Regions from separate parts of the Homo sapiens genome. Here region 2 is linked to region 1. A link is an interaction called in ENCODE POLR2A ChIA-PET data of the cell type or tissue named here. Cell type or tissue: GM12878. All regions are shown on one strand. Each heading gives the region's core, and the rest is flanking DNA. Links, peaks and the distances in the headings are about the cores only.

The links. Peaks named below come from ENCODE experiments on the same cell type or tissue, not always from the same donor. Only the 100,000 strongest peaks of a DNase experiment are listed, where the experiment ranks them.
Region 2: POLR2A ChIA-PET joins it to region 1 with 6 read pairs; 2 of 35 experiments call an interaction of 5 or more read pairs at or near these places.

What each region holds. Positions count from the first base shown.
Region 1 is chr18:49,397,735-49,400,648 of GRCh38, forward strand. All of the region lies in intron 2 of DYM (dymeclin), which reads right to left. Among named protein-coding and RNA genes, the nearest start is that of DYM, 61 kb to the right of the region's middle. In GM12878, for the core only: no CTCF peak of the experiment used is centred there; a DNase peak (open chromatin) is centred at 1,444; H3K4me3 peaks cover 555 bases; H3K27ac peaks cover 1,897 bases.
Region 2 is chr18:49,455,619-49,458,532 of GRCh38, forward strand. All of the region lies in intron 1 of DYM (dymeclin), which reads right to left. Among named protein-coding and RNA genes, the nearest start is that of DYM, 3.6 kb to the right of the region's middle. In GM12878, for the core only: no CTCF peak of the experiment used is centred there; no DNase peak of the experiment used is centred there; H3K4me3 peaks cover 1,245 bases.

The DNA of each region.
Region 1 (2,914 bases), core at 147-2,646:
GAAATGGTCCAAACTGAGATTTGCTAAAGCATAAAATACACACCATATTTCAAAGGTTTTTAAAAGAATGTAAAACATTTCATTAATTTTATATTCATATAACGATTATATCTGGGAAACTGGGGTTAAATAAAATACATTAAAATTAAATTCACCTTTTTCATTTTACTTTTTCAATGTGGCTACTAGAAAACCTTAAATTACAAATGTGGCTTATCTTGTATTTCTGCTGGACAGAGCTGCTAGAACCTCCCAGCAATTAAAGAGTGTCATGCATAAAAATCATATATACACACAAAGCTAAGACTTACTAACTATAGTGAATATCCCGTTACCTTAAGAGTCTCAAATTATATGCATATTTTAAAAGATATCGTCTTTTTAAAGTTAAATTTTTTAAGTTTCACCTAGGACTGACTTTTTTTAACAAAATAACCTAGAAGTGATCCTATGATATAGTTTAAGGGTAGTAGTTTATGGAGACTCACCATATTAGATATTTATAAGGTGTCTGCCAGCCTTACAATGTCTCTCTGCTGTCTGTCTCTCTGTCTGCTGCCTCCCTACCCCTTTTTCTATCTTCCCACCTACTTTTCGGAGGTGAGCAGAGGCAGACAGATATGTGCAGCATGTCTCCGCTCCTGGCCACAGCTGACTAGTCCAGGGATAGACATCTAACCCAAGCCTAGCCCAAGTCTTAGAGAATTTAGAATTGAGATGGAAAGACAGGCTTTCCATTTGGCTAGAACTTGGCTGCATAGTTTAGGGCTGTGGGAGGCCACCCTCTACCGACAGAGTGGCAGAGAAAGCCAGTTAGTAAGAAAGATGAGTAAAAGCTTTGCAGAAAGAAAGACATAAACAGAAAGGACCCTCAGGATTGCTGATGGCTTTCCAATTCCTGGGACCAGTTCTTCCAGAAGCCTGAGTGTGTTCCTGATCTTGGATTCTATGAGACACTCCAGTGTCTTCATCACATCTTCCCCTTTTTCTGGCATATAGTAAGTAAAACTGATTTTTGTTGACAACCAGAAGACTTCTAATTAATAAATCACTGTGGTCAGATTTAATGATACACATTAGTAGTTGGCAAGAAATGGGAACTATGAATTACTCGGTTTATTGGTTACTCAGACAAAAAGTAAAAGAGGTATAAAATGCAAAGGATTGTAAAAAGCTTTATGAAATTAATAACTAGACCACATGCATAAAATCTATTTCACTTTCTTCAGTCAATGGCACTCTCTTTTAAAGCTGACTGGAACCAAGAGTTTCAATTATACACATATGGCTGTAATCTTCGAAGCTGCTAAATTTGTTCATCAGCAAATAGTGCTTGGGTGCCTAGGACATGCTAGGCTTCGTGAAAGATGCTGCCTCTGCCTCCAGGCTACATGGAGGAATGAAAAAGCAGACAGACAGTTCAGTACAGGGGAAGTATGAATTATGAAACCAGCCCTGTGTGTGAGCTCACAGGATGTGCACTCAACGTACCATAGAAGGAATCAAAGAGGCTATCCTGGAGGAAGTAACTATTCTTCCTGAAGGGCCAAGAGACATCAGGCAGGCAGAACAAAGAGAATAGTGCATGCAGAGGCATCGCAGTCACAGAGAGCCTGGCATGCCCTGGGAAGGGGTGGTTAATCAACACAGGGGAATGGCAAACTACAAAGCTGGAAAAGTATTCTAGACGGCTGGAATACCAAGTTCAGTCTCTCCATTTTTGTTTTGGGTATAAACAAAAACCAAAACAGGGCTCTGGTTTATTTTTACAACAGTATTAGCCTGAAAAGGGGATTAATTCCAACGTATATTAGTGAGGTTGGTTTGGACATCACTCCTTCCAGGAAGCCTTCTTTGATCAGGTCTCACCTAAGACAAGGTAAGAAGTCCATTCTCCACCCCAACACCCAACAGCTCTCAATCATAAAACTGAGCACGCAGCAGTAAGATTGCCCAGTTGCTTGTCTATGGCCCCCACTAGATTGTGGGCTCCTTGTTCATCACAGTATTCCAGCCTGGTACAGAGCAGGCAGTTAGGCACTGTCAGACACCACTCAGACCTTCATTACCAGGAGACAGAATTATTTCCCCTGGCTCCTTAGGAAACACTTCCCAGTCTCCAGCCCTCAAGGCAAGGTCTGCCGCTCAAGTTTAAATTTCTGTTAAAATATTTTTTAAAAGACATTTATTTTTATTTTTCTTTTTTTTTTTTTTTTTTTTTTTTTGAGACGGAGTCTTCCTTTATCACCCAGGCTGGAGTGCAGTGAGTGATCTTGGCTCACTGCAACCTCTGCCTCCCAGGCTCAAGCAATCCTCCTGCCTCAGCCTCCCAAGTAGCTGGGATTACAAGCACTTGCCACCACGCCTGGCTAATTTTTGAATTTTTAGTAGAGACGACGTTTCACCATGTTGGCCAGACTGGTCTTGAACTCCTGACCTCAGGTGATCCACCCACCTTGGCCTCCCAAAGTGCTGAGATTACAGGTGTGAGCCATAGCACCCAGACTAAAAGACATTTCTTTCTTTCCAAATATAAAAGAGCATATCCTTTTGAAGCAGTCTGATTTGTCAGAATTATCTGGAAAGCTCCCCACTGTGGTGAGCCAGCCAGCACCTGCCATTCTGTGACTATGTCCCCCAGGCCTGGATCCCCCAACACACAGCCACAATCTGAAACAGCACCACTGCCACTGCCTCGTTCAACAATCAACACTTTAGAGCAGAAGCATCTTCAGAGCCCACATTATAAGCTCCAAGAGAACAGGAAGATCTCATTCACTTATACATCCCCCACTGTGTCTGATACAGTGGCTCAGCCAGAAAAAAACCACTTGGTAATTATTTATTAACTAAAGGAGTCATAGAGCTCTGTTTGTTGCAGGATGCCTGCAATTTCTGCACTCTGAAGTGTTAG
Region 2 (2,914 bases), core at 164-2,663, 58 kb after region 1:
AAAGTATGTAGGTTAGTCTGGGTTCAGAGAAATTAATTATAAAGGAGCAGAGGCCAGGCGCAGTGGCTCCTGTCTGTAATCCCAGCACTTTGGGAGGCCGAGGTGGGTGGATCACCTGAGGTCAGGAGTTCGAGACAGCCTGGGCAAAATGGTGAAAACTCTACTAAAAACAGTACAAAAATTAGCCGGGCATGGTGGCGCATGCCTGTAATCCCAGCTATTCAGGAGGCTGAGGCAGGAGAATCACTTGAACCTGGGAGGCAGAGGTTGCAGTGAGCCGAGATCCCACCACTGCACTCCAGCCTGAGCAACAGAGTCAGACTGTCTCAAAAAAAAAAAAGCAAAAAATGCTAATTCCCTACCCAATCTCCAGTCCTCTCTTCCTTTTAGTAACAGAACTCCATTTTTTTGACCAGGCATATTCCTGTTCAACTAAGATATATTTAAGTCTCTAAGAGTGGACAGTCACTTCTTTATCCCTTCCTCCATCCTGCTGTTAGGAACATGGAAATTTTAGCTAGAACTCCAGCAGCCATCTTGGACCCAGAAATCAAGGGCCATACTTTAGGGTTAACAGTGTAAGAAACTACAAGGAGGCTGGGTTCCTGATGACAGCAGAGCTGCCAAACCAGCCTTTAATCGTCCACCTCTGGACTTCTTTTACAAAAGAAACAAACTAGTCATATGTTTAAGCTATTATTTTTCAGGTCTCTGTTATTCATAGCCAAACCTAAGCCTAACTGATACAGGTAGGGTTTTCAAAGTATTCTGGGTGGAGGGTTGCATGACATATTTTGAAGGAATAATTGTCAAGATTCAGTGACTGACTCAACCTAACAAAGAAATTTGTCATCGATCATATGATGGACAAAAGGTTTTAAATGCCCAAAAGACTGAGCAATAAAAGAAAAGATAAGCTTTTTAAAAATAATTATTCCAATGTCCTTATTGGAAAGTTTCAGCCACTTTCATTGCCTGCATTTTTAAAGAATGTGATAAAAATCAGAGAAGATACCAAAATCACTAACCAAACTTCCTTAAGAAATGAAAAAAACAAAAACTTTTACTAAATAAGACCTATATGTAAAGTTGTTCCCAGCCCCACTAGTTCATTTTGTCTAGAATTAAGTAATGTGAGGATAACTTACAAACTGTTTACAAGCAAAGTTCAAAGCATAAAGCTCTGCTAAAAACCTTACTAGAAAAAAAAATGCTTAAAGGCAAGAGCAGATATTTAATAAGTCCCATCACATTTCCTGATAAATGGTGCACCACCACCAGAAAGCCAGAACCTTCACACCTAGAGACAGTAAGGACTTTGACAGCTAAGTAGGAAAGTGAAACCCACTAGGAAACAGGATACCAAACTGGAGGACTCCCAGAAATCCTTTCAATCTTTAAGATTAGTCCTCTCTCTGTCCGAAGAAAGGAAAAGCAGCAATGGGCATCTTATCACTCTGCTCTTCTAGGCTCACAGCACTCTACCATTCCCAGCTGAGTCACAGAAGAACCTGAGAAGAGGCTGCTTCAAGTCCAAATCTCACAGTAGTTCATTCTGCCTGAAGATATTCTCTCACTTTCATTAGGAGTCTTCTTTTGCTGCTGAAATGGGGGTGCCTTTATCTCCCACTTGGACAGAGAGTCCCTGCCTTCTCATCCTGGGCATGGGAACCATCATTGCCCCCAGCGTGTCCTGTGTCAAGTATCAGGTTAGCCCTCTGATTACACATATATACTATGTTTTAAGACATGAATATGAAAAAGAGACCAAAACGAAATATAGAAAAACTTTACATGGAGCTGTATTGCTTTTATACTTAAATCATTTTTAAAGGTCTCATTTTACCAAAGCCTATACTACAAGTGTCACAGGTATTTCCCATATTTCACTAAAAGGAAAAATGAACAGTCTTCTCTAGATCTAACCATTCCCATTATCTACAATCCTAAGTAAAAGACGGCCCTCTCGTTGCATGTACAGCAGCAAAAGAAATCACCTACTTTCTTAAGTCTCGGCAAAATATTCCAAAATACACTGTGGTAGGTAGAATAATAGCCTCCAAAGATGTCCACATACTAATCCATGGAAGCTCTGATTATGTTGCTGGGAAAAGAGACTTTGCAGGCGTGATTAAATTAAGAACCTCGAGGGGGGATTTATCCTGAATTAGCTAAGTGGGCCTGATTTAATTACATGGGTCCTTAAAAGCAGAGAACCTTTCCCACTTGTGGTCAGAGACTTGAGGATGGAAGTATGATCAGAGAGATGCAACACTGGTGGCTTTGAAGACAGAGGAGGTACGCCACAAGCCAAGGAAAGTGGCAGCCTCTAGAAGCTGGAAGAGGCATAGATGCCCCCTAGAAACCTCCAGAGAAGAACACAGCCTTGTTGACAGCCAGTGAGACCCACTTTGACTTCTAACCTACAGAACTGTAAAATAATAAATGCATTGTTTTAAGCCACTAAATTTGTGGTAACATGTTACAGCAATCATAGAAAACTGATACATAACATTAAACAACTTCTAATAATATGTGAAATTATCTAGAAAAGCATAACCAAATTGCCCAAATATTTGGAGCAATATAAGAAAGAGCCATTTGTACATGTTGTAACATATTTCACTTCTATTTCTCTCCTGCCCTCCATTCATTAAAAAGCCTACCAAAGTGACAATTCTTCAAACTTTCTGTAGAAAAATGAGCCATATTAATAAAAAAAAAAGGAACAATCAGGATGGCAGGATCTAATGGAAAAATCAGGAGATAATTATGCCACATTTTTCAGAGTCAAACATAAAAGCGTTTGCACTGTTTATCCTCTTTGTATCAAATGGATTACCACACTTTTTTAAAGTACAGTAAATCTTTCTAGATATTAAAAACTATTAATTTTTATGTGTGATAATGGTAT